Regions from separate parts of the Homo sapiens genome. Here region 1 is linked to region 2. Evidence: chromatin loops called from intact Hi-C (ENCODE). Cell type or tissue: heart right ventricle. All regions are shown on one strand. Links, peaks and the distances in the headings refer to the core of each region. The heading gives the core; the rest is flanking DNA.

Region 1 (5,376 bases), core at 215-5,214, 87 kb after region 2:
GACGAGGCTTCTCCATGTTGGTCAGGCTGTTCTCAAACTTCTGACCTCAGGTGATCCACCTGCCTCGGCCTCCCAAAGTGTTGGGATTACAGGCGTGAGCCACTGCACTTGGCCGCTTTCATACATTTTAGGAAGACAATACATCAATCAATACAGGCAAGGTTTACATTGGTTTGATCTGGAAGGGCAGGACAATTCAAAGTAGGGTGCAGCTTCCAGAGGTCAGATTTTAAAACTTTCTGATTGGCAATTGATTGAAAGAGTTATTATCGGTAGAAAGGAATGTCTGGGTTATGATAAGAGGTTGTGAAGACCTAGGTTTTGTCACACAGACGAAGCCTCCAAGTAGCAGGATTTAGGGAGAATAGACTGTATTGTTTCTTATCAGACCTAAGGTCCCCGTTGGTGTGAATGCTGGAGGGTATAATGAGGCATCTCCCACCCCCTCTTCCATCGTGGCCTGACTAGATTTTCAGGTAACCCTGGAATGCCTTTGGCCAAGAGGAGGGGTCCATTATTTTTGGTTTACAACAGTGAGAAGTGAGTTGGGGGAGAATTGGACTTTTGTTTGGGTTCTATTTTATACACATCTCTATTGTTTGGATATTCTGCAGCAAACATTACAAATTTTTTTAAATGCTGAAGTCAAATTGATGCCTTCAAGTCTATGAACGCTGTCATCCCAGCAAAGCACAGTGCACCTGCTTTCCCATGTGTTCTGGGCATGTCCTCACAAGTTGGGGTGAGACAGAGTTGATCCCTCTGCCACTCTGCCCACTCCTGCCAATGGCTGTGCTTCCTGGCAAGTCATTGGCTCTTCTGAGCCTCAGTGTGCCCACCCATAATGCAGGCAGAGGCATCTCAGAAGCTCCAGAGTCACTGGGAAATGGCACATGGGGTGGCAGGAAGGTGGGAGGGGGAGAGAACAAGAAGGCACTATGTTAGCAAAACTCAGCATGAGGGAGGGCCAGCTGCAGCCCAGCTCCTTGGCTGCAACCACAAGGGAGGGCAGGGAAAGAAGAGGAAGGAAAGAAAAAAGGAGAGGAGCCAGGCCTGGTGGTTCACTTTGGGAGGCTAAAGAGGGCAGATCACTTGAGGCTGGGAGTTCGAGACCAGCCTGGTCAACATGGTGAAACCCCATCTCTACTAAAAATACAAAAATTAGCAAGGCTTGGTGGTGTGCATCTGTAGTTCCACCTACTTAGGAGGCTGAGGCAGGAGGATCGCTTGAACCTGGGAGGTGGAGGCTGCAGTGAGCCAAGATTGTGCCACTGCACTCCAGCCTAAGCTACAGAGTGAGACTCCATCTGAAAAAAAAAAAAGAGAGAAAAGAAAAGAAAGAAGAGGAAGGGCTACTGCACTCTGGACTCAGTGCCCTCCTTGGTCTCACACCCTTGCTGACCTCCCTCCTGGCACATGAGGTCTTCATGCTGCTCAGGCCCATGGCTGACCTCCTCTCCTCTGGAGTGGTCCATCCCTACCAGATCTCCTCCTGTCCAGCTGAGCAGACCAGGCCTATACAGGCTGCTTCTGGCTCCACTGAGGCCCAGGAGCTTACACCTTTGGACCGGGTGTCAAAAGTGTCCTTCTTATTAGCAAAAAGAATTTTGGAGGGAAAAACAAATGACATCCTCAGACATCCTAGGGCAGAGTCAGAAGCAGAGAGGAGACTGAATGGGCTCGGGTGGGTGTGGAAGGTCACTGCAGGCCGCCATAGGACAGGCCTGGGCTCACAGGAGCAGGATGTGGGGAGGGGGATTGCCAGGCAGGGGTGGGGACCAAAGTGAAGGCCACCTGGTGGGAGCCAGTCAGAGGGGTGGGGCAGGGTTAGATCACAAGGGAATCCAATGCCAGGGGGCCAGGGGATGTTTTGCAATGTGGGCAACTGAACCTGAGATGTGACAAGACCAGTGATTTGGCGACCTGCCCAGGCAGGCCCAGCCCCCAGGGTATTGAGATGACACATTCTAAACTCAGGTGACCCGGGCCTTGGGAGTGCACTAGCAACTGGCTGTCAGTCACGGGGCTCTTCAGATATTTGTCACGTGAATGAGCCAGACAGTAAGTGGAGATGCCCTTCCTAGTCACCTACTGCCGGCGTTCACGCTGTGAACCAGCGAACTAGGCCACCGGCCTGACCCAGTTTTCCCTGTGGCCTGCCAAGCCAAGGAGAAGCAGACGCGGCCGGCGCAGGCGTCCAGGGTGACTCGGAGGCGTGGCTCTGCAGTCGCGGCTCTGCAGTCGCCTTGGAGCGGCTGCCCTTCCGACCCCGCCTGGGCTATGACTCATCTTCGGTGGAGGAGAAAGGGGCCTTTGTGAGCGCCCAGCTCCGGCGTCTCCTGGACAGCACCGCCCTCCGGTGGCCGCGAGTCAGGAGGGCTGGGGAAGCCGCCCGAGAGGCAGCGCCCGAGCTCCCCACGAGCTGCTGTGCCATTGGAAGCGCCAGCGCCCTCCCCTCGGAGTCCAGCCAAGTCGGGGGGAAGACTGGGAGAGAAATCGTCACCCCCTAGAGGGCAAGTGGGCTCAGCCCTAGGAAATGCTTGTTTCTCCAGCCCCTCCCAGACGCCCCGGGGAAACGGCATCCCAGAGCTCCGCTCCCTGGAGGCCCCTCCAGAGAGGGACCCGGGGCCCCGCCCCGCAGCTGGAGAAGGGGTGAATGCCTTTCCTACCTAACGCCTGGTCCGCGGCCCTGCTTGTTGCGTCTCCAAGACCACGTGTCTGCTGCATTTTAAAAATAGTTGTGAACATCTGACTTTCTCCTTTTGTGAGTTGCCTATTCATATCCTTGGTCTGCTTTTCTATTTTCTATTTTTTCTCTTGTTGACGTACAGAAGCACTTTAAAAATGTCAGTTCTGTCGAATGTGTTGCAAATATTTTTCTAAGCTTAGAATTTTACCTTCTGATTTTGTTTTTGGTGATATTTGATACACCACACGACATTTTGATGTGGGATGACCTTTTGATGTTTTTCTTTTTCTTTCTTTAGTTTTTTATTTTTGAGTCAGCGCCTCACTCTGTCACCCAGGCTGGAGTACAGTGGCGTGATCTTGGCTCCCTGCAGTCTCCGCCTCCCGGCTCAAGCCATCCTCCCACCTTAGCCTCCCTAGTAGCTGGAACCACAGGTGCACACCACTACGCCCGGCTAATTTTTGTATCTTTTGTAGAGAGGAGGTCTCGCTATGTTGCCCAGGCTGGTCTTGAACTCCTGGGCTCAAGCAACCTGCCTGCCTTGGGCCTCCCAAAGTGCTGGGATTACAGGCTTGAGCCACTACTCCCGGCCTTGATGTTTTCCTTTATTCTTTCTCCCTTTTGTTTTTTTTTAATTGTAAAACTGCTCCCATCTGAGTATCACACAGACATTTCAGATCTATATTTTTTCTTTTCTGCTCCTCTTCCCCCCTTCCCTTCCTCCATTTCCTCTTACTCCTTCATTTGGCTTTTAAACCCACCTGGGACTAATTTTGATATAAACTGGAAGATAAAGATCTAAACTTATTTTTTTCTGAATAGTCAACTTTTCATATGTCATTATTCAGGCTTTCTCTCTTGTTTGTTTGTTTGTTTGTTTTGAGACAGTCTTGCTTTTGTCTCCCAGGCTGGAGTGCAGTGGCACAATCTCTGCTCACTGCAACCTCGGCTTCTCAGGTTCAAGCGAGTCTCCTGGCTCAGCCTTCCCAGTAGCTGGGATTACAGGCGCGTGCCACCATGCCCGGGTAAGTTTTGCATTTTTAGTAGAGATGGGTTTTCGCCATGTTGACCAGGTTGGTCTTGAATTCCTGACATCAAATGATCCACCCGCCTCGCCCTCCCAAAGTGCTGGGATTACAGACGTGGGTCACCATGCCCAGCCCAGCCTTTCTCTTTTAGTAGAATATTTCCTCACTGGTTTGAAATATCACTTTGATTATAAACTAAATGCTCGGGCCTATTTCTGGCCAGGACCCTGACCTTATACATTAAGCCAAAGGATATGGACTTCTTAAAAAAATCATATTAGGCCGCTAATTATGGATTTAGGACATTTATTCACATTGTTTTAGGCTCCAACTAAAAGCAGGCTTGAATGAAGCAGCTGCACAGGAAAACTGGATAGGAAAGATTTCATTTAAAAGGACATAAACATTTTAAATTCTTTTTAAAAATTTATTATTATTTATTTTTAATAGAGACAGGGTCTGGCTTTGTTGCCCAGGCTGGCTTTGAACTCCTGGGCTCAAGCAGTCGTCTTGCCTCAGCTTCCTAAAGTGCTGGGATTACAGGCATGAGCCACCACACCTGGCCAACATTTTCTTTTCTTTTCTTTTTTTTAATTTTCTTTTTTTTATTTTATTATTATTATACTTTAAGTTTTAGGGTACATGTGCACAATGTGCAGGTTAGTTACATATGTATACATGTCTGGCCAACATTTTCAATTCTTATTATACAAAATGTCAAACCTTCCTCCAGAATGGACATAAATAGACTAATGCATATCCTCCCAGAAGCATATGAGAATGCCCTTTTCACTACACCGTTCTGAGGTTGAGTATTATTTGTAAAACTATGTCCTAGTTTGAAAGGAAAAATAGGATCTCATTGTTCTCTCATAATTTGCATTTCTTTAATGCTTGAGAGTGAATTTTTTCATGGTCATTTATAAAATACCTAGATATAAGCTTGACACAAAATGTGCATGTCCTATAAACAACAAAAACTTAACTAAGAGGTTTTAAATAAAGTTTACATACATGGAAAGGCATGTGATACTCGTGAATGGAAAGATGCCAGTTCTGGCCAAATTAATATATAAGTTTTGTGTGATTCTTTTTTTTAACACATTTTTTCTTATTTTTAAAAAAATTAGAGACAGCCTCTTGCTGTGTTGCCCAGGCTGAAGTGCAGTGGTGTGCTCATGGCTCACTGTAACCTCAAACTCCTGAGCTCCTGTGATCCTCCCACCTCAGCCTCCCAAGTAGCTAGGACTACAGGTGCATGCCACCACGCCCAGCTAATTTTTGTATTTTTAATTTTTTTTGTAGAGATGGTGTCTTGCTGTGTTGCCCAGGTTAGTCTCAAATTCTTTTTTTTTTTTTTTTTTGGAAAGAGTCTCACTCTGTCCCCCAGGCTGGAGTGCAGTGGTGCGATCTTGGCTCATTGCAACCTCCACATCCCTAGTTCAAGCAATTCTCACGCCTCAGCCTCCTGAGTAGCTGGGATTACAGATGTGCACCACCATGCCCAACAAATTTTTTGTTTTTTAGTAGAGACGGGATTTTCCCATGTTGTCCAGGCTGGTCTCAAACTCCTGAGCTCAGGCAATCTGCCCACCTCAGCCTCCCAAAGTGCTAGGATTACAGGCATGAGCTATTGTGCCCGGCCTGGTCTCAAACTCT
Region 2 (5,376 bases), core at 163-5,162:
GTAAGTCCCTCCTCCTGGTTTCAGTCTTCCCTGAGGCACTCACTGTTGTCAGTTTCTTGGGTGGGTCTTACAGACATGTTCTACCCCTAAACGGGTATACACGTATGTCAAGGTGAGAGAGGGGTAAAGATGGGGGATACAAAATGTATTTAAGTCATGGACCCTGCACCTGAGAAACTCACAACTTCTTGGGAAGGTTAAGTCAGCCCTACTCCATGAGTTAGAGTATTAAATGGCATGTGGGAACCTGAATGAGGTCACTCACTCAAGGCCACTCACAGCCACTCAGAGCCAGGATTCAAGCCCCAAAGAGATTGAATGGGCTTGTTCTATAAACCACCCACCTGCCATAAGTAAAAGGGACACCTTTCATAAGTGGTATCAAGACAGAATTCCTAACCCCCAGTCCCCAGGTATAGTTCGAATGCACATTATTGTAATCCCTCTATTGCAAAGTCCTGGTTCTTGGACTTTTAAAGCTGGGACATAGCTGAGTCTGGGGCTGGAAACCAGGACTGGCAGGTGCAATAAAAGTAATAGTCCATCAAGCTTTGTTGCTTGAACTATGGTTACCATAAGTAATTACAGGAAAAATAAACAAAAACACTCCATGAAGCTGAAGTAGTAAAATGAGACTCCAGCTTCGAGAACAGACACGGTATTAAAATTGGGGCATCTTTGGGTCTGGCATCTCCACCCAGGCCATTTGACATGTGAGAAAATCTCGAGAGGTGAAGTGACTTGCCTGAGGTCACTGGGTTGATTTTGACAAAATGAAGATCAATATGCCTGTTTCCTATTCTGAGTTAGTCACTGTCCACAGCACCGCCTTCCCCACCACCAAGGGGAAGAGAGGCTGCAGGACAAGGTGAGCGCACCCATGTCCTTCCTGAGATGAGGCCTGTGCACTCTTGAAGTATTCTCTGACTTCAAGGGAGAACCAGTGGGAACGTCAGGCTTGGAAGACCAAGTCAGGGACTCAATTACGGCCTCACTGTCATTGTTTCTAGCTACAAACTATAAACACCGACTGCCTGAATGGAGAAGAAAATGTATCAGAAGGTAAACAGGCAGCTCACAGAACCACCACAAGACCCTAAAACTAGGTTTAAAGCTGCACAGTCAGGGACAACACCCCCCGACGGAACCCAAACCCTATGTGCCGAGAAACCTCGATGTGTCCCCAGCCGGCTCAGCGGCCCCTGCTGTGCCAGGAATTCAGATGTGCTGCACTGCCGACCATCCACAGTGGACATTCTCGGGAGTCCTGGCCTCCCTCAGAACCCCCACGCTCCCCTAAGGTCTGGCACAGGCCCCTCTGGTTGGCCAGCCCTCGTCACATGCGCTGGCTGTAGTTGCAAAAGGGAGGCTGAGAAAGGGGAAACGGAACATTTCCGTTTCTCTAGTAGAAGGTGAGGACCTCCTCCCGATCCAATCATAAAGTAGGAGTCCCCCAAACATGAGAAAGGAGTTCAAATGCCCAGTGGCTCCAAAAAGAAGATAAATGTCCTCCACCTGTTGGAAGTGGGGCATAAAGAAGATGGATGAGTCCTAGAGGAGGAAGGGAGAGGAGACCCTCCACAGAGCAGGGGCAGCTGAGTCTGTTAAGTGAAATTTGACTTAGTGGTGCAGGAACATGACGCATGAGGCATAACTCCACTATCCCAATAGCACAGGGCTAGGGTTGCCAGATGAAAGTCACATGCTTGGGGAATTGCAACACAGGAAGAGAAATTGAGCAATGAAGAGAAATTGAGAAATGAAGTCTCCGTACATTAAAGAGGAAGGGAAGGCTAATCTCTTCCTACCCTGGTTAAGAAAGAATTTGAATGGAGAAGAGGAGGAAAGGAGGCTGATTTGCATTAAGCACCTACTATTTTTGAGCACCAGGCCCTGAAATGTGGCTGGCGTGATCTCCTTTAATGTGGAGAAACAGAAACAGTACAATCTTGATAATTTGGGGATTTGGGAAAAGACTCCTTTCCCGTATGTTTCTTCCGTTAGTGTTACAGCCTCCTGGCCTCTCCCCTTCCTGCAAGCCCCTCCTGGAAAGAGGAGGTGATTGTGAGCTGCAGAGGGCAGTGTAAGCCTGGCTCTGCCTGCCTCCTGCTTTCCCTTGGGTGGGGCCTCCCATCGGCAGCTGGCGAGCACAGCTGTCATGCAGCCAGCCCTGCAGTGAGGCCCGCATGTCTGAGTCCTGCCTATGACCAGGCAGGTGGGTCTAATTCTGGGTATGACATTAGGATGTTGGTTGTTGCCTGGTTCATCTAAGCCACACCCTCAATCCGGGCCTTTATCAGCAATGAGGGTGATACTGCAATCCATACCTATCTTACTCCTTTATGTCTCAATAGTTTAGAACTCACACTGAGGAAAAGGGATGCTCCTTACCAATCCCCCTTCTCAAATCTCACCAGTAATTTCTGATAGGATTAGCACAGCATTTGACAAATATTAAAGGATTCAATTTTTAATCATCCTAGGAAGCAGGGCTCTTAACTTGAGATTTGGGGATGGACTTCAGAGCATGGGACATTCATTTATTCATTATTTTTCTTTTCTTTTCTTTTCTTTTTTGAGACAGGGTCTTGCTCTGTTGCCCAGTCTGGAGTGCAGCAATGCAATGACAGCTCACTGCAGTGTTGACCTCTTGGGCTAAATTGATCCTCCCACCTCAGCCTCCTGAGTAGCTGGGACCACAGACATGCCACCATACTCACCCCCTCTACCATAAAGTCTGAGGGAAAATTACTTTCTCTCCAAGACATTCTTGCAGCTGAAAATGTTACATAACATAGTTGGCCAATGAAGTATAAGCCAAAGAATTCTGGGAGCTTCTGGAAAAATTTTGCTTCCTTGATTGGAGCTGTGATTCTTTTTTTTTTTTTTTTTTTTTTTTTTTTGAGACAGAGTTTTGCTCTATTGCCCAGGCTGCAGCGTCAGCTCACTGCAACCTCTGCCTCCCAGGTTCAAGGTATTCTCCCACCTCAGCCTCCTGAGTAGCTGGGATTACAGGTGCCCACCACCATACCCAGCTAATTTTTTGTATTTTTAGTAGAGACAATCTTTCACCATGTTGGCCAGGCTGGTCTCAAACTGCTGACCTCAGGTGATCCACCCACCTCAGCCTCCCAAAGTGCTGGGACCAGCCACTGTGCCTGGCCAATGTCATTAATTTCTTATGTGTCCTTTCAGAGATACTTTATTTGGACACAAGCAATTACAAATACAGTTGACCCTCTGTATCCACAGCCTCTGTATCTGCAAGTTCTGTGTTCATGGATTCACTCAATTGCAGATCAAAACATATTGAAAAAAACAATAAAAATAGTAGTACAATAGTAAAAAATACAAATACAAATAAATAATACAAATAAAAATAAAAATAGTAAAAAATAATACAAATAAAAATATCATAAGTAATCTAGAAATGATTTAAAGTATACAGTAGGATGTGCAAATACTATGCCATTTTATATAAGGGACTTGAGCATCTTTAGATACTGGTATCTGCAGGGGTCCTGGAACTAATGCCCTGTGAATATGGAGGGATGATGACTGTATATGTATCTTTTGCCTCCTTTTAGACAAATAGTAGAATACTATACACACTGTTCTGCATCTTGCTTTTTTTCACTTAAAAACACATCTTGGTGACAATTCCATATCAGTACTTAAAGCATGCCAAACTCTTTTTAGCATCAGCATACTATTCCACTGTGTGACTGGAGCATAATTAATTTAACCAATTCCCTACCATGGGATGTATATGTTATTTGGAATCTTTTTTAAAGGATAGAATCCAGCTCAAGAACTTCTAGCCATGCAAGTGACTCAAAGCTTTAATGCAGAGTAACTTTAGGCAAGTTGCTTAACCTCTCTGAGGTTAAGTGTTTCTTATCTTCCTTCCCACCACAATGGCTCCCCAGAGCCCATCACTGCCCTGGGGAAGTGCTTTTATATTTCCAGCCCCACACAGTAGCATCCACCTTCATCTGGGGAGTGGGGGTCGAGGAGGCAGGAATAGGAGGTTTCAACCAGAGGACAGGTCCCCAGTGTCTTGGCCAAGGGAGCCTGGTGGGGGGCTCTCTCTGGCTGCTTCTCACGCCCTTATGTTGTCACCCTCTGAAATATGCTGTTTGCCTTCCCTGACGCTGACCTAGTTGGCAAGGACTGCAGAACAATGTCAGGCCCAGGGCCTGGTGCATCCTGGGGATGTCACCGCAGAGCAAACATGAGTTTGCTGGCTGGGTGTCAACAGGAAGATACATTAAGGGCAAATAGGAGCGAGATCCCTGGCATGGAAACAAGAAGAAGGCTGGCTGCTGGCTCTGTGTGGGAGTTTGTTTATTTATTCTATAAAACAGCTTTATTGATATGTAATTCTCATACCATACAATTCAACCATTTAAAGTGGACAATCTAGTGGTTTTTGTGTATTCACAGAGCTGTGCAACCATCGTCACAAGGAATTTTAGAACATTTTCATCACCCAGAAAAGAAATGCCATGCCCCTTAGGCAATCACTCTCCCATGCCCGCCCTCTTTTCAGTCCTAGGCAGCCACTAATCTACTTTATGACTCTATAGATTTGCCTGTTCTGGACATTTCATACAAATTGAATCATATAATACATGGGTTTTTTTGACTGGCTTTTTTAACTTAAGCATAATGTTTCCAAGGCTTATCCATGTCGTAACACCAGTACTCACTTCTTTTCATCACCAAAGAATATTCCATTGTATGGATATACCACATTTTTGGCCATTTCGAATAATGCTGCTATGAACATTTCTGTGGACATGTGTTCCATTTCTCTTGGGTATATACCTAGGAGTGGAATTGCTGGTCATATCGTAACTCTGTGTTTAACCTTTGGAGGAACTGCCAGACTATTTTCCAAAGTGGCTGCACCATTTTATATTCCCACCAGCAAGGCAGGAAGGTCCCAATTTCTCTCATCCTCACCAACACTTGTTGTTCCCCCCCACCCCCCCGCAGCTAATCCTTTTATTTCATTTTTAAATTTTTTTATTTTAGATTGAGGGTACACATGTAGGTTTGTTACAAGGGTATATTGTGTGATGCTGGGGTTAGGATTTCTATTGATCCCATCACCCAGGTAGTGAACATAGTACCCAATAGGAAGTTTCTCAGCCCTTGCCCCACCTCCCTCTTTTTGGAGTCCCCAGTGTCTATTGCTCCTATCTTTATGTCTGATCAACGTTTGTTATATGTCAATTTGATGTAGCCATCCTAGCAGGTGCAAAATGGTATCTCATTGTGGTTTTGATTCGCATTTCCCTGAAGACTAATGATATTTAGCATCTTCTCATGTGATTATTGGAAATTTGTATATCTTCTTTGGAGAAATGT

What was found. Peaks named below come from ENCODE experiments on the same cell type or tissue, not always from the same donor. Only the 100,000 strongest peaks of a DNase experiment are listed, where the experiment ranks them.
Region 1: a loop joins it to region 2, with 6 times the contacts of the local background. A loop is called at or near these places in 106 of 110 quality-filtered maps.

What each region holds. Positions count from the first base shown.
Region 1 is chr17:27,330,664-27,336,039 of GRCh38, forward strand. LINC03146 (long intergenic non-protein coding RNA 3146) reads left to right here and starts at 1,832. Exons shown (of 3, transcript XR_007065677.1): 1 at 1,832-2,764; 2 at 3,597-3,714. RefSeq lists an enhancer at 1,883-2,432. In heart right ventricle, for the core only: CTCF peaks have their summits at 2,385 (motif pointing left) and 2,617 (motif pointing left); DNase peaks (open chromatin) are centred at 1,038, 1,218 and 2,328; H3K4me3 peaks cover 1,661 bases; H3K27ac peaks cover 2,906 bases.
Region 2 is chr17:27,243,360-27,248,735 of GRCh38, forward strand. No RefSeq gene overlaps it. Among named protein-coding and RNA genes, the nearest start is that of MIR4522, 48 kb to the right of the region's middle. In heart right ventricle, for the core only: a CTCF peak has its summit at 2,070 (motif pointing right); DNase peaks (open chromatin) are centred at 1,322, 1,672, 2,122 and 4,192; H3K4me3 peaks cover 1,119 bases; H3K27ac peaks cover 3,504 bases.